Linked DNA regions of Mus musculus: region 1 is linked to region 2. The links are chromatin loops, found by intact Hi-C in ENCODE. Cell type or tissue: heart. All regions are shown on one strand.

Region 1 (8,000 bases), 510 kb before region 2:
GGAAAAATGTAAAAATAAAGAAACACATTAACATGTTTTTAGCAGTTAACCCCACATGGCTTTGCTCCCTCCGTCTTTCGTTGTAGCCCTTAAACACCATACAAATGAACATGTGCGTTTTTTAAACCAGAAAAAAAAAAATCAGCAAGTATTTTAAATGCAACGTCAAGACAAGAAAAAAATTAATTGTGAAACAAAGAAAGTCAAGACATGTTGCCTCCTCAAACCACTTCCTCGTCGTTCCTTTCAGCCAGAGAATCTTTGGATAGCAAAAGTCCCTGCCGTGTCGGCTGCGAGGAGGCTCACTCCTGGTGAGCAGGATTCAGTGTGCCAAATAGCACCCTGCTCCCTGCCCCTGTCCCTGCCCCTGTGTCCCTACTCACTGCTAAATAGTAGAGATCCAAATAATGGGTTTCACCTAGCTCCCTTCTCTTTAGGAAAGGAGGAAGGAAGAAGTCATGTTGGCATGTCATCTCACCTTCAAACATCTTCATGTCAGCAACTTTCTGTTTCTGTTAGTAACCTTAGCCTTATCCCTTCGATGAGCATGCTGCACGTTGGGGTTTATTTTCCTAAGTTATTCATAAGTATGAGTGTTGTAACAGCAGATTGTGGAAGCTGTGTCCAAAAACAAACAAACAAACGAAAAAACCTGGGGACACAGCTCTTCTTGCATCTCTCAAGCTCCCCCTGGCCACCAGCACCCAGCGATCAGTGTCCGATGGAGCCCTGTGTCTTTCTCCTACATCACCACTAGGGGGCGCTAAGAGCACACAAGGTCAGCAAGCGCCCACTGGGGCTCAACAGCTTGAGGTCCCCCACTGGAGGGGTATTCTTCTAAGAGGGACTTGCCTGTTAGCTCCGGACCTCCAAAATCTCAAGGAAGCCATGGTTTATAACTGCATATGCCGCTGTTTTCGTTAACTCTGGTACAAAAAGACGTCCCTCTACTAGCTCTGCCTGCCAGCCAGATCACAACCATTTCTGGCAGGAGTGAAATGATCCACACTTAAAACAAATGTGGATACTGCCTACTGTGAGGAAAACAGTCTTAGACAGTCGGGGTTGGAAGAGGGCACAGCCAGGGAAGTGCAAACTTGGTAAGCAGGAGGGCCTGAGTTTACTCCCACCATAGCATACACAAAAAGACAGGTAACGAAAAACCAAACAAAAAACAAAAAACAAACCACAGCTGGGCAGTGGTGGCGCACGCCTTTAATCCTAGCACTTGGGAGGCAGAGGCAGGTGGATTTCTGAGTTCGAGGCCACCCTGGTCTAAAAAGTGAGTTCCAGGACAGCCAGGGCTATACAGAGAAACCTTGTCTCAAAAAACAAAAACAAACAAACAAAAAAGGACAGATAAGATGCGCTGGGGAAATAGTGAGAGACCTTGTCTCAAAACACAAATCGGATTGTATATTGTATATAAATGCACTCTGAGGTTGTCCTCGAGATTCATGCATGTGTACATACGCAGGCACACACATAACACATATTTTTAAATCTTGCCACAATCCCAACGAATAAAATTTCTAGTTTTCTGTGTGTCCTCTTGCAGAACCTATTCACAATGCACAGAACCTCAGCAACACAAAAATATTGTAAGTGACACAGCTTCACTCCACGTCAAATGTCAGAACTGAATCAAACCTTGGAGGGCAGACATGAGCTACTCCCTCCCTTTAAAATGAAGAAACTGAGATTCAGCTGAGCATACACAAGCTCATTTAATCCTCATGCCAGCCCCACAAGGAAAGTGGTGCAATGCCCTGAATTCAGTGAGAACATCAAGATAAGAGAGGAGAAAACCCTTGAGAACCGAGCTCGTCCGTGATAGAAATGGGATTCCCACAGGTTATCTGGCCCACAGCTCACCAACTGGACCCACCAACAATATAAATAAAGACACGGAAACTCTTACACATTTTAAAGCTTAAGCCTTTAACTTGGGCTCAGTCCCAGCTATGCTAACCTGACTAATTCTGGCTTACATCCCACCCCACGGCCAGTCCTGCTAGATCCACACTCAGAACTTCAGATTTCTAGTGAAGGGTTTCCTTGAATGGCCCATCACCAGTCTGATAATTAATAAATATTCATCCTTCTGTACCTGCTGATTGGCTTTAACAAAGATCTGCCAGCCAATAGTAAAGCAGGAAGCGGAGGGCGGAACTTCCGGGCAGAGAAAGGGCTCTGGGAGAGGAAATCAGAAGCGAGAGATTCAGCCAGATGTGGTGGTGGATGGAGAATTCAGAGAACAAGAGATGTAGACCTGGCTATGCGGTAGGACGTAGGCCAGAATTAGTCAGGTTAGAATAGCTGGGAAAGAGCCCAAGTTAAAAGCCTAAGCTTTAAAATATATAAAGAATTTCTGGGTCTTTATTTATAGAGCTGGGGGGCGGGGGAGTTCGGGTAAGTACCTTTATACGAATTCTTTCGTATTCCCTCCAGAAGTTTCGTTTAATCAGTGTGTTGGTCTTTGTTCTTCTAAATCTGAGATGTTGTTTCTATGACATCTCTCTTTCTAAGTTAGATTGGGCAGAGCCCTCCTCTAAGAAAAGTTAAACATACCTGCTCCCCAGTGGAAAGGGAGATAACCTCTGCTGAGGTCTGGGCTCCTTCCCTGAGCATCTCATAGTAAGCCTCGGCTGCTGCCTGATAGCCCTCCGCGTCATCCTCCAGGATGTCCACAGGGTAAGCCTCTGTAGGAGAAAAAAAAAACGGGATAAAATTAATTTTACACTGTCACTAAAAGGAACGTTAATTATTTCAATTTTTGGTTTGGTTTTTTTTTTTTTTTTTTAAGACAGGTTTTCTCTACGTAGTCCTGGCTGGCCTGTAGCTCAGACTATAGACCAGGCTAGCCTCAAACTCACAGAGATCTATCTGCCTGCCTCTGCCTCCAGAGCACTGGGATTAAAGGCTTGCACCTGGCTATTTCAAGGGTGTTTGTTTGTTTATTTGGTTGGTTTGGTTTTTTTGGTTTTCTTGTTTTTCGAGACAAGGTTTCTCTGTGTAGCCCTGGCTGTCCTGGAACTCACTTTGTAGACCAGGCTGGCGTCGAACTCAGAAATCCGCCTGCCTCTGCCTCCTGAGAGCTGGGATTAAAGGCGTGCACCACCACGCCCAGCTTATTTCAAGTTTTTAAAGGAATAGTTTGGTTTAATAATTATGGTCAGGACTGGAGAGATGGCTCAGTAAAGGGCTCCCCATGCAAACAGGAAGACCTGAGTTCCATCCCCAAACCCCACCAAAAAAAAAAAAAAAAAGCTTGTCATCCAGGCCTCTGGGGAGGCAGATATAGGCCAGCTTTCGCTAGTCAAATAGTTCCAGGCCCGTGAAAGGTTTTGTCTTCAAAAAACAAGGTAGATAGTGAATGACGCCTGAGGTTGAACCCTGGCTTCCACATGCATGTACACACATCGGCACATATATGAACACATACCTACATGGATCTGCACACAAACACATAGATGCAAAAAAAAAATCAGAAAATTATGTTCACCCATCCCTCTGACTGTTTTTAAACCCCCCACAGTCACACACGCAAAACACTCGAAGTGATTTCCCATCCTCACTGTGGTCCTCTCAGGGGCAGTGAACACAAGCAGGTTCCTGGAAGGCAAAGAACGGCTGGCTGCAACTTAGATGCTTCTGTCACTTGTGACTTAAGGTACCCATTTCCTAGTTTATGGTCATTATACAAGTCCCTAGGGTTGCCCCCTTTGTCCCCACCGCCAGGCACTGAGGGTGCAGTGGCTTGTGAGTATAGGATGACATCCTTTCACCCCCTTACAAAGAAACTAATCTAAGGTGTTTTGCAATGGTCCTTGTATCTCTTTTCCCATCCCATCTCTGAAAGAAACAGATCCCCTGAATCATCATACAAATTGGCAGCGTCCAGTTCTTGGAAGCAGCAATCAGTTGCCCCTTCTGCAGTGAGCAAAAAAAGATGTTGCCTGCCTCTGGCTGACATCCACACACACAGGGACTCAGGGCTCTTTCTGTGGACCACACCCCATCTCTATCTGTGATTCACCTCCTGGTCTCCTATGAGGGGAGCCGTCTTCCTCCTTCCCTCCCCTTAATCCTCCACCTAATCCACCTATCTTCCTCTCACAGAGATGAACCTGGACAGGCAGTCCAGCTTCCAGGCTCTGTGGCTTCTCAGGTTCCCATTCTCTCTGGAGAGCCATTGTTTCCGGAAGCCACTCTGAGGATCCAAAATGCTGTTGATAGCAAAACGCTCAAGCCTTCAGTTCACTCCATTTCCTAGGAGGATTTTTTACCTCTGCCAATCAGCTCCTGACGGGGGAACTCAAAGGCATACAAGCTGCCAAGGTTAGTGGATAGGGGCATGGTTGCATCTGCCCAAACTCTCAGGCCCACTTTCCTGGGTGCAATGTTGCGGGTGCACGGGTTGTCCAGGGCTGAGTAGAGGCAGACAGCTTCTCTGTCGGGAGGCTCTGCATCCATGGATTTAACCAACCATGGACTGAAATACTGGGGCGTGTGGGTGGGAGACTGCACGGGACCTGTGCAGATGCCCTTATCATGACTCCCTAAGGAGTAAAATGTAGCCACTGCTTCGGTGACTTTTACTTGTATGAGGAACTCCAAGTCACCGCCAGACTGGAGTATCCAGGAATACATACATAGGCTGCACACAAATGAGCCATCTGGCAAGGGACCTGAGCATGCGCAGATTCGGGTGTCTAAAGGCTGTCTTTGAACCAGTCACCAGTTAGATACTGAAGAAAAACTGGACATTCTTCCACTACTCGATTTTTTTATGAAGCATGAGTATAAACACACACGTATACTCACACAATGTCCTTAGAAGTGCACTGTCAAAAGATTTAAAAATAAAGACATCAAGGGTTGGTGGTTTATTTGATAGCAGTGGCTAAGTGAAACCAAAAGGGGTATGTCTTTATAGAGCCAAGATCTTCGGTTGGTGAAGAAGTCACACATGCCTCAAGGAAGTCCAGCACGATCAGCAATTCCTTTAGCAACGGTGCAGGCCTGCAGACGCCATGCCCAGGCAGACCTGCCCCACTTCCTTCTTTAGATTGTCCTGACTCTGTGCAGGAGTCAGATGGACCCCAAGGACATCAAATGACTCAGAGACTGCTTCGAGTCTGTCACAGAGACAAGCTCAGCCTACACCTGTCCTCGGGTCCTCACTCAGATCAAGGTCTCACCCTCCCATCCATCTAATCTCCATCCATACATAATTAACAACAACAACTTTCTCTGGGTTCCAGTTGCCAAGAGACAGCTAAGTGACCAGCCTTCTCTCACTGTATCCTGGTTGCCCCCAATTTACAGGGAAGGAAGCAAGGTGTCATTAAAGAGAATAAGGAAACATGGACCTAGCTAGGCCTGTCTGCTTCCAAGCTCTGGATAAAGTATTCAGATTAGGTCAAGTGTTTAAGTCAAAGCTCTCCATCATTACAGCAGGGCACCCAATGGGCTCCGGCAGCCCCTACACTCCAATCCCTGCAACTCCATCCTCAAGGCTGACAGGATACAGCCAGCATTCCTAATGAGCCTTCCTTAAACTCCCTCCTCCCCCCACACACACACAAAACAAGATCAAGGACTGTATGAGACATTGAGACCTAAGTTCAAATACCACCTGTGATGGTTTGTAGATACAGGGCCCAGGGAGTTACTGGCTCTATTACAGGGTGTGGCCCTGTTAGAGTAGGAGTTTCACTGTAGGTGTGGGCTTTAAGACACTCATTTTAGCTGCCTGGAAACCAGTATTCTGCTAGCAGCCTTCAGATAAAGACATAGAACTCTCAGCTCCTCCTACACTGTGCCTGCCTGGATGCTGCCATGTTCCCACCTTGATGATAATGGACTGAACCTCTGAACCTGTAAGCCAGCCCCAATTAAATGTTGTCTTTTATAGGACTTGCCTTGGTCATGGTGTCTGTTCCCAGCAGTAAAACCCTAACTAAGACACCACCTCGGCCTAAGATAGGAGCTAACATAGCCTGGCCATCTCTCTGTCCTATAGCCAAAACCCTTCCAACCTGTCCCTTGGTTTTGTCGTAGCTCTGTCACCTCCCAACTCATACACAATGAGAGCAGCTGGGGCCTGTGAAGCACAGCTCTGCTCCACTCCCAGCCCCATGCTCAGGCCTTTCCCATAGGAAGCACTTAGGAAATGTGGGTGGCTGTCCCACGGAGCTTTCCATATTAACAGCTGTTCCACAGACTTGGTCACGTGGCTTCTCCTGAGTATGCAAGAAGATCTAATGAGCATGCCAATAAATTAAGAGAGGCTAGCAGGTGAGCTGCTTGGACACGGGGTACACTCTCAGGCCACATTTGTCCCGTGGGTGCCAAGCTTCAGGATCGACCACTCTCAAGATACCCACCCTCCAGGAACACCAGCCTACGGGGCAGAGAGAGACCAGACCTGGATTTGTATTCTGCTTCTGAGCCTATGTTTTAGGAAAGATGCTCATCATATCTGGACCATCAATAACCCTTGTGAGGTGTGGATTGCAGAACTGGCAAAGAATGCGTATTGATCAGCGCCATGGAGAAGCTCATTCTGCGCTGCTCAGGTTCGCTGGGAGAGGCACCCATCCACACATCCAAGGCCACCAGGGCCAAGGCTAGGTGCTTGCTAATTAGCGGCATACTTTCTGATCATATGAGGTTAGGACAAACGTCATGAACGTGTTATGCCCTGTTCACATCCTGAGATCATTGACCCTGCAGGTTAAGACCCTACCCTCCACCCTGAAAGAACTCGTGGGCAGTGCAACCAAGACACTGGCTGTCCACAAGAGAAAGTTGTGGTTGGCCTCCCACCAAGGCCACAGGGGCAGATATAGGAGGGTCTCGAATTGGCAAGCCATGGCCCAGCCTGATTATCTTGAAACTGGGAGTCACTTTCTGTTTGGGGGGGGGGGGCAGGGAGCAGGAAACATAAATTAACTGTGGGAAGCCACATGTGCCATTGCAGGATGGTGCTGGCTTCCACTGGCCACCACACATACATAGGCAGTAAAGTTTTTTTTTGCCAAGATGAGGTTTTGAGAATTAACCAAAATTAACCAATCAAATGAGAGAGAAGTTAACCAATCAGATGAGAGAGAAGTTAACCAATCAGATGTAGGCATGCAAATGAGGTGGTAAGCATAACCCATGCATAACCGATCCGGGTGTGAGACACGCCTCTCCTAGGCCTATACAAGCAGCACCAATTCTGGGCTTGGGGTCTCTTCGCCTCTGCAATCAAGCTCTCCCAATAAACGTGTGCAGAAGGATCCTGTTGCAGGGCGCGCGCAAGAATTAACCACTGTGGGTGTCATGAGACTGACTGCAGACCTCTATGGGGCAGAATCATCAGACAGAACACCTGGGGCACCCTGCAACCTGGGCCACAACACCGCATCCATCCTAAATAGCTACCCCACACCCACTATTGAGGAAAATGCTACCTGCTCCCCCAAACTCAACAGCTCTCCTCTACAAAGAAAATATTTATGTAAGCCTTATGGAAAACTGGGGGAGGGGGGGCGCGGGGCTGGAGAGATGGCTCAGCGGGTAAGAGCACTGACTGCTCTTCCGAAGATCCTGAGTTCAAATCCCAGCAACCACATGGTGGCTCACAACCTTTTGTAATGAGATCTGATGCCCTCTTCTTCTGGTGTGTCTAAAGACAGCTACAGTGTACTTACACATAATAAATAAATAAATCTTAAAAAAAAAATAACGTTGAACCTCTCCTGGGCATATATCCAGAAGATGTTCCAACTGATAAGAAGGACACATGCTCCACTATGTTCATAGCAGCCTTATTTATAATAGCCAGAAGCTGGAAAGAACCCAGATGCCCCTCAACAGAGGAATGGATACAGAAAATGTGGTACATTTACACAATGGAGTACTACTCAGCTATTAAAAAGAATGAATTTATAAAATTCCTAGGCAAATGGATGGACCTGGAGGGCATCATCCTGAGTGAGGTAACC
Region 2 (8,000 bases):
ACACATGTACACATGCACACCTACAAACATGGTACCTGGCAGAATAGCAGGACACCTCACAATCTCCCCTAAGTTCAAATGAGTGAATGAAAGAGACACAAAGAGAAGTTACTAAAGAACTGTAGTTTCCTGTTTGAGACCTCAGAGAAAAGATGTAGAGGGTTTTCCCAGACTCAGCACATCTGGGATGGAGTCAAGATAGGAGAGTCCACAGAAGAAACTAATGGGGCCTTAGTCATCCCAGAGCCAGAGCCCCTGATCCTAGTAGTTTGTGTAATCTCTGAAGCCACTGACAGGGTGCTAAGGAAGGGCACAGGGGCAGTAAGACGCTAAGGTATTGTCAAGTCACCACCGCAGACCATTTAAACATTGCCACTGCAAACTCCATCCCAGAGAACTACCTAGGGTTACAGATAAGAAGGGGGTGGGGGGGAGAGGAAGAGGGAGAGGGAGAGGGAGAGGGAGAGGGAGAGGGAGAGAGAGAGAGAGAGAGAGAGAGAAACTCTGTCTTAGCTCATTTTTTTTTTTTTTTCTGTTGCTGGGATAAACATTCAGCCTGAAGGTCAAAGGGCTACTTCTGCTCACTGGTTGAGGGTATTGGTCCTCTGTGGTGAGGTAGTCCTGACTTCAGGAGCTTGATGCAGCTGTTCACAATGCATCTGGAGTCTGGAATCAGAAGGGAGTGATGGATGATGGTGCTTAGGTCTTCCAGTTGCATGTGTGTGCACGTATTTTGTGTGCTTGCTTATGTGTGGGTCTACATGTACAGGTGTGGAGACCTGTACATGTAGACCCTGATGCCAGGGAATCATCTTCTTATCCATTGAGGCAGGGCTCTCAGTCAAATCAACAGCTCCCAGATAAGGCTCCTCTCGGTAGGCAGGTTGCTCTGAGCATCTTTTGCATCCACCTTCTAAGGCTGGGATTACAGGCAGGCCAGGTATTTACAAAGCTTTCTAGGGATCCGGACTCAGATCTGCACACGTGTGTGGGAAGCGCTTTAACCACTGAGCTATCTCCCTGACTCCACTCTCTCCTTTCTGTACAGTCTGGGATGCATACCCAAGGAGTGGTCTTTCTACAGCTGATGTAATCAAGACAATCCCCTCGGGCATTCTCACCCGCTGGTCTTTCAGGAGCTTCTAAAGTCTGTCAAGTTGCTGATTAGCATTAGCACTCACAGACTTCAACTCTAGAGGGCCTGTGGGCTGCTCTCAGAGCTGGTGAAGCAGACAGAAGTACCATAGCCAACGGGAGCCTTGAAAGCACCTGCACCTGCATGGTGGAGGAGCAAGGGACAGGACACGGCAGGCACAGCATTCACCCTGTCTCTTAGGAGAAATGAGTCTCTCTTCTGCTCACTGGAGCATCTAGCATGGTGAAAGCCCAGGTTCCAGTCTGAGGTCCCCAAAGTCCATTTGGCATCGTTTGGACCTCAGAGGCAGTGGCCGAATGTGCTGTGGTAGACAGACTCCAGCTAGTCTTGCTCACACTTGATTTTATAGCCTCACCGTCTTTCTGTTGCGTTTTCATCTGTGGTTTGCCATTGCTTTTAACTGACCTTCAAACATCACTTGACTCCGTGCATTTTACATTCCCAAGCTGGGGGCTAGGTACAAAATCAGGCTAAAGACATTCTCTGCTCAGAAGTTCTTGATAAAGCCACAAGGCCAGTATCTGGAGAAGGGGCGCTGAAAGTTGAACAAGGAATTGTGTCACATGAGTGTGATGGTTAGTCTGGTCAACTTGATTAGACTGATATGCACCTATGAGATTTGTAGCTCTCACTCCTGGGTGTGTTTGCAAAGGGCTCAGAGACAAGCAGAGCCTAAGGGCTGTGACCTACTGGGTGGTTTCATCTGTGCATAGACTCGGAGTTTTAATAACTCATAAGGAAATGGTAGACTGCAGAAAATGGTCCTGCTGGAGGAAGTGGGGTGTTGGGGACATACCTTCTGAGAGTGGCTTTCTGTGTTACTCTCTGCTTCCTGAATACTACAAGGAGATCCACTGTCTTCTACTGTTCCCTGCTTTGTGATGGGCCCCCAAACAACAGAACCATCCAACTGTGAGTTAAAACTGGGTCCAGTAGCCAGAGAGAATTCTCCCTTCCTTAAGTCTTTCTTTCAATTATTTTATTGCAGCATCGAAACACTGAGCAACATGGTAAGTTTGGAAAGCTTTGCAAAGCATCACCCTCTTTTGTGTGACCTCGAGGCTCTGAGAAAGTCCTACGGGAAAAGGCTTTTGTTTAACAGTCTCACCCAGGAAATTCCAGACTTATTTGACACTGGGACTTTTGGTAGCAACTTGCCTTTATTAACATCCCAGGGAACTAGAATTCTGTGGCAGACATTGGGACAATGCTATTGGGTTGCCAACCAGTGCATTGGTGACTTGACCTGAGCAAGAGGGAGCTAACTCACCACCCAGCCATCACCCACTGATTGGAGCTAGGCTGAAGCTTAGCCTTGCTGGTTTTCCTGACGGAACCCGCACCAGCAGCCGGCTTGAGTCTCCAATTTGCTTACGGCCTTGTGGACTCCTCAGCTTCCATAAATCCATTATCCAATCCTTGCAATCAATTAATTATTCACATTCTACTGGTTCTGTTTTCTCTGGAGAATCCTGTCTAATTGGATTTTGGTAGAAAGGTCCACCAGGCCTTAAGGTTCAGGCTAACCAGTGAACAGACAGCCATGAAGATTGTCTCGTGTCCTGCTTGTTGCTCTCCGGCTTGGAGATGGAGCCTACATCAGTCAGGAGTGCTCTGACTTCAGAATACAGAAGTTACACAATCTGCCAAAATGAATATGTTATAAATTTCGATGGGGAAAAAAAATCCAAATGGCAGAAACACCGATAGAGTGATTACGCTTCGTTTTAGAGCTAATTTTTATACAAAAATTGTCTTGAAGTTGTTTCTCTGGACTTTGCCCATAATCGTTGCATGTTGAGTTCTTACAGGGAATCAGCAGATGGCTCTTTAATGAACCAACAGTGCACGACCAAGAAGTGTGGAGGCTGGTGTTTATTTTCAGATCAAAGGGAGAAAAATTAAGCCCAGAGGTGCTTGTTTTCCGGAAAAATCACACTCTTGTGTGTTAGGGTGACAGAAATCTTCTTGATTTCACAATTTTCTCCTACCCGCCCCATTTACTCCCACACTAATCTGAATCTATAAATAGGGTTTAAATATTGCTCTTCTGAGGCTGGGCGTGTTGCTCGGTGGTAGAGCGATTCACTTAGCTTGCAAGAGGCCCCGAGTTTGATTCCCGGATGAGCCAAAGTCAGCGATAAATACATAGTGCCTCTTGCCTATTTGCAACAAGGCGAACTAGCTACTTTTAATTAAAAGGTTTCCAAAAAGCCTCACTCCGAATAAAGGGTGCGGCCTTTCCATAAAGAACGCCTTGCTGTAATTTACACCCAAGAAAAAGATGTAGGCCAGGAAGAAGAAAGGAACCGTCTCGCTTTGACCGCAGAAAAAGCCAGGGTTAAAACAATCCGATGGGTTTGTACCTTTCCTTTCACCTTTGTGGGCCCCTCAGAACTTGATGCCAGCCAACGCGGTGAGGCCAAGCCTGCAGAATACTTGCTCTGGAATCTGCTCTGCTCTCTCTCCTAGCTTCCTGCTTGCCCACGGAACAGTTATTGGAAAACACCTGGTATTGAAATGCTATCGTGTGGACAATCCGCCATCTAGTGGCCTGAGAGAGAATTGCAAAAACAGCTTTCGGGGGTTATTTGCCAAAAGTGGCCTTCAGACCAAAGTTATTTATGCCAATAATTCTTAGGCTTTGCTTCACATTATAACGTCTCAGGGAGCTTGTAAAAGTCTGATGCCAAGGCTACACCCGCATACCAACTAAGTCGGAATTCCTGGGAATTGCAATGGGTCGTGCTTGTGAGCTGCGATCTTTGCAACCAAAGCAGTTGATTAAAACAAAGAAAGTGTCAGGCAGTCTCGTGTGTTTCTGTGAGATACTGTGTGTGCTGATTTCTTCTCCCTTCTCTCTCCCCCAACTTTTATTTTCAGACAAGATCTCATGTGTCCTGGGCTGTTCCTGAGTTCCTGATAGTCTTGCCTCCACCAGACCCTCCCCTACCGCCCACTCATTGCTAGAATTATAGGTGTGTGCCACAATGCATGGTTTTGATATCCTCCCTCCCTCCCTCCTCCCTCCCTCCCTTCCTCTTTTTCTTTTTCTTTCATCTTTAAAAATGGGACCAATATACATAATACTAGATTGTTGGCAAGCACAAACTTGAAGTTTGACTCCTTGGAGTGTCAAACATGTGCTTTAGCTAAACATATCTGCCATGGGGACCTTTGATGACTGGTTCCATGAAACACTGGATCATTGTATATAACACACCATGAGAATCGCTGTGTGTTATGGTTTGAATGTAAAATGTGGACCCCTGTCCCACCCTCCTTGTATGACTCAGTCCTCAGACAGTGGTGCAACTTACGTTGGCTCTGGAACTTTTACAGCCAGAGGTCTAGTTGGCATAGGACCAAGTACCATCTGGGCAGAGCTACATCTGGGCAGAGCTACATCTGGGCAGAGCTATAGAGGTATAGCACACAGCTTCTTGACCTACAGGGCTGTAAGGAACTCATGCTTCAGGTTTCCACCACTCCAGTCTGGTGTCTAGAACTGATGGATGGCTGCCTGATGCCTGTACCCCTTAAAGTGTGAATTGAAATACATCTCCCCTCCCCTCTGTTGCTTTAGCTGGGTATCTTAACACAGTAGTGAGAAAGCTAACTGCACACAATGAATCACTTAGTCCTGACCTGACTACACAATAGATTCTATTTAGATGAATTTTATTAGGAGTCTATAACATTACCTTTCACTTGCTTTTTTTTTTATGTTCTTTTTTTTTTTAATTTTTTATTAGGTATTTAGCTCATTTACATTTCCAATGCTATACCAAAAGTCCCCCATACCCACCCACTCCCACTCCCCTACCCACCCACTCACCCTTTTTGACCCTGGCATTCCCCTGTACTGGGGCATATAAAGTTTGCGTGTCCAATGGGCCTCTCTTTGCAGTGATGGCCGACTAGGCCATCTTTTGATACATATGCAGCTAGAGTCAAGAGCTCCGGGGTACTGGTTAGTTCATAATGTTGTTCCACCTATAGGGTTGCAGATCCCTTTAGCTCCTTGGGTACTTTCTCTAGCTCCTCCATTGGGAGCCCTGTGATCCATCCATTAGCTGACTGTGAGCATCCACTTCTGTGTTTGCTAGGCCCCCGCATAGTCTCACAAGAGACAGCTACATCTGGGTCCTTTCGATAAAATCTTGCTAGTGTATGCAATGGTGTCAGCATTTGGATGCTGATTATGGGGTGGATCCCTGGATATGGCAGTCTCTACATGGTCCATCCTTTCATCTCAGCTCCAAACTTTGTCTCTGTAACTCCTTCCAAGGGTGTTTTGTTCCCACTTCTAAGGAGGGTCACTTGCTTTTTAAAAAAGATTTATTTTTATTTTTAAATTACATCTAGGTGTGTCTGCACACGAGAGATCAAGTACCCACAGAGGCAGGAGTCATCAGATTTTCCTGAGCTGGGGCTGTGGGCAGTTTGAGCTGTCCGATGTGGGGGTGGGGGAACTAGGCATTCTCTAGATTCTCTTGACTGTTGGGTCATCACTCTAGCCCTTTAATTTTGAATTTTTTGAAATGTATCTTTTTATTACATTTACTTACTTTGTATGTGTGTGCATGTGTGTGTGTGTGTGTGTGTGTGTGTAACATGTGCATGCACACACATATACTGTGGTAGGTATGTAGAAGTCAGAACAAAGGAGGAAGTTATTTCTCTTATTCACAACCTGGGCTCTGGGTATTGAACTCAGGCCATCCTATTTGGTGGCAGGCCCCTTTAACGCCAAACCATTTCTCTGGTCCACCTTTGGAAGTTAATGTTACAGGCATCCCATAAATCAACAGTAGTTCTAACTTTTTTCCAACAGGTGTATGGACACTGTGGACACATGTCCCTTGAAGTCTGGCCTCCACCAGTACATTGCCTGGGTTAAATTCCACACATGTCTGGCCCTGAAGCCAGTACTGTGTGCTTTCTTCAGCTAAAGCAAGCCCCCCTCCATCTCTTCTGTAGCTTCCTAGGTCCTGGGCTCATCAAGCAATTGAAATCTTTCAAAATGATCGGTAAGGAGTGTGAGCGTGTTTGTTGTTGTACCTTGTATTTCCCTAGCAGGCAGATCAAAACGTCTTTCCACACGATAGTAAAAATTTGCCTTCTACTTGCTGAAGGCTTGATAATTAAGTCTCTGAAATGGACAGTAAAGAGTCAACAAATGGCAAACTTTGTAATTATGTTCATAACTATGCATGTCCCACAGAACACTAGATTTAAGAGTTGGGTGGTTAAAGCAATATGCATATGTACATGTATGTATATATGTGCACATACATACATATATAACATGCATGCATTATATATTATGTTCTGTTATATGTTACACACTACATGTTATATATACATACATACACGCATATATACACATAGGCATATACATAAGGCAAGGTTTCACATTGTAGTCCAGGCTGGCCTAGAACGCACTATGTAGCTCAGGTTTGCAACTGATGAATTAAAAATGGCACCCACTAGTGGAGTGGGATGGTGGCATCAAACTCATAACACTTCTGTCTTAGTCTCCTGAGTGATAGAATCACAGGCAGGAGCCACCCCACTTTGGTTAAAGCCCAATGGAATCCTGAGCTATGAGAAAGAGTGGGGGCAGGGCAGTGACAACTTAAGGCAGGGCGAGGGAGGAGTTGTCTAATGAATAAAGCTCTGGTGTGCAGATAAAAAGTGTCTTCCATAGACAAATACTTTCTCAAATGTCAACTTTTCTTAAAGACCTAAGTTTCTTTGACCCAAGGAAACCTCAGGGTCTGCAGCCAGAGTTTCCCAGAAAACCAGCTCTAAATTTGCTCCAGAGTCTTGTTTTAGGGAAGTGTTCCTTGCTACATTTTAACCTGTTTATTAGCAGGGCTCAGCTTCGCAGCTCAGTCTGTATATTACCCAGCACTACAGTGCATGCCATTTTAAACTCATCAGTTGCAAAGAGCTAATAGTCCATCCGTTAAGAGTGTGCAAAGGCTATTTTATGTTTTATTGTTATCGGCAGATTTATGTTTCTTCCTGATGAATTCTAGCTTTTCTGCATTGCACTCCACAATCCCCACTCCTCCTATCTTGAGCTTATGTCGATTTTTGCCTAATTCTGTTCTGTTTTTTTATGTTTTAGATCAGGGCTGATCCACTCGAGATTTTACTTGTGGTTGATGTTATTTTTCAAGTCAACGACCAATTACAGTAACAGCATTGATTAAACACCGTCTCTCTGCCCTGCATGGAAATGCCATCTTTCCTGTGCTTTACCTCAGAATGGACCGGGCTTGGTTGCACACGGCTTTGAGCCCAGCACGCTGAAGACAAACAGGTGGAACTCTGTGAGTCTAAGGCCAGCCTAGTCTACAAAGAGAGTTCCAGAACAGCCAGGAGTACATAATGAAACCCTGTGTCAAAACACAACCAACAAACAGCGTGGGTCTTGAATGGCTTTTATACGTCTTGGCCTCCTGGTCTACAAACTTGCTGTGTCAATGCCATGTAGCCTTTCACGCTATTCCATCAGCTTGGTCCAGAGTTTTAGCATCTGGCACAACTGTTCTACATCAGTGTTTTTCAGAGATAAAATGCTGCTCGTGAAATGGAAATATTTAGAATTGCTTCTACATAAATGTTAAATGCTTTTATAGAACCCAAGGAAAACCCTGTTGATGTTCTGATTAAAATTAAGGTTCATCCCTTTGGAAATCGCTGACACTTGTGGTTATTAGTCCCTCCGATCCAAGGGCCTTTCGCACTTCCCCGTTAGTTCAAATCTGGCTTTTAAAACCTGTAACAAAATGTCATGGATTTCTCGAAGAACCTTCTCTAACTTTTGATA

Evidence for each region. A loop is a pair of places that touch in the nucleus more often than their neighbours do. Peaks named below come from ENCODE experiments on the same cell type or tissue, not always from the same donor. Only the 100,000 strongest peaks of a DNase experiment are listed, where the experiment ranks them.
Region 1: a loop joins it to region 2, with 9 times the contacts of the local background. A loop is called at or near these places in 24 of 42 quality-filtered maps.

What each region holds. Positions count from the first base shown.
Region 1 is chr7:68,295,535-68,303,534 of GRCm38, reverse strand. It overlaps Fam169b (family with sequence similarity 169, member B), which reads right to left. Exons shown (of 9, transcript NM_001374636.1): 2 at 2,572-2,702. Among named protein-coding and RNA genes, the nearest start is that of Gm16157, 23 kb to the right of the region's middle. In heart, a CTCF peak has its summit at 761 (motif pointing right); a DNase peak (open chromatin) is centred at 764; H3K4me3 peaks cover 787 bases.
Region 2 is chr7:67,784,588-67,792,587 of GRCm38, reverse strand. 4833412C05Rik (RIKEN cDNA 4833412C05 gene) reads left to right here. Exons shown (of 3, transcript NR_045954.1): 2 at 5,994-6,189; 3 at 7,296-8,000. Among named protein-coding and RNA genes, the nearest start is that of Gm34350, 15 kb to the left of the region's middle. In heart, a CTCF peak has its summit at 3,709 (motif pointing left); a DNase peak (open chromatin) is centred at 3,697; H3K27ac peaks cover 288 bases.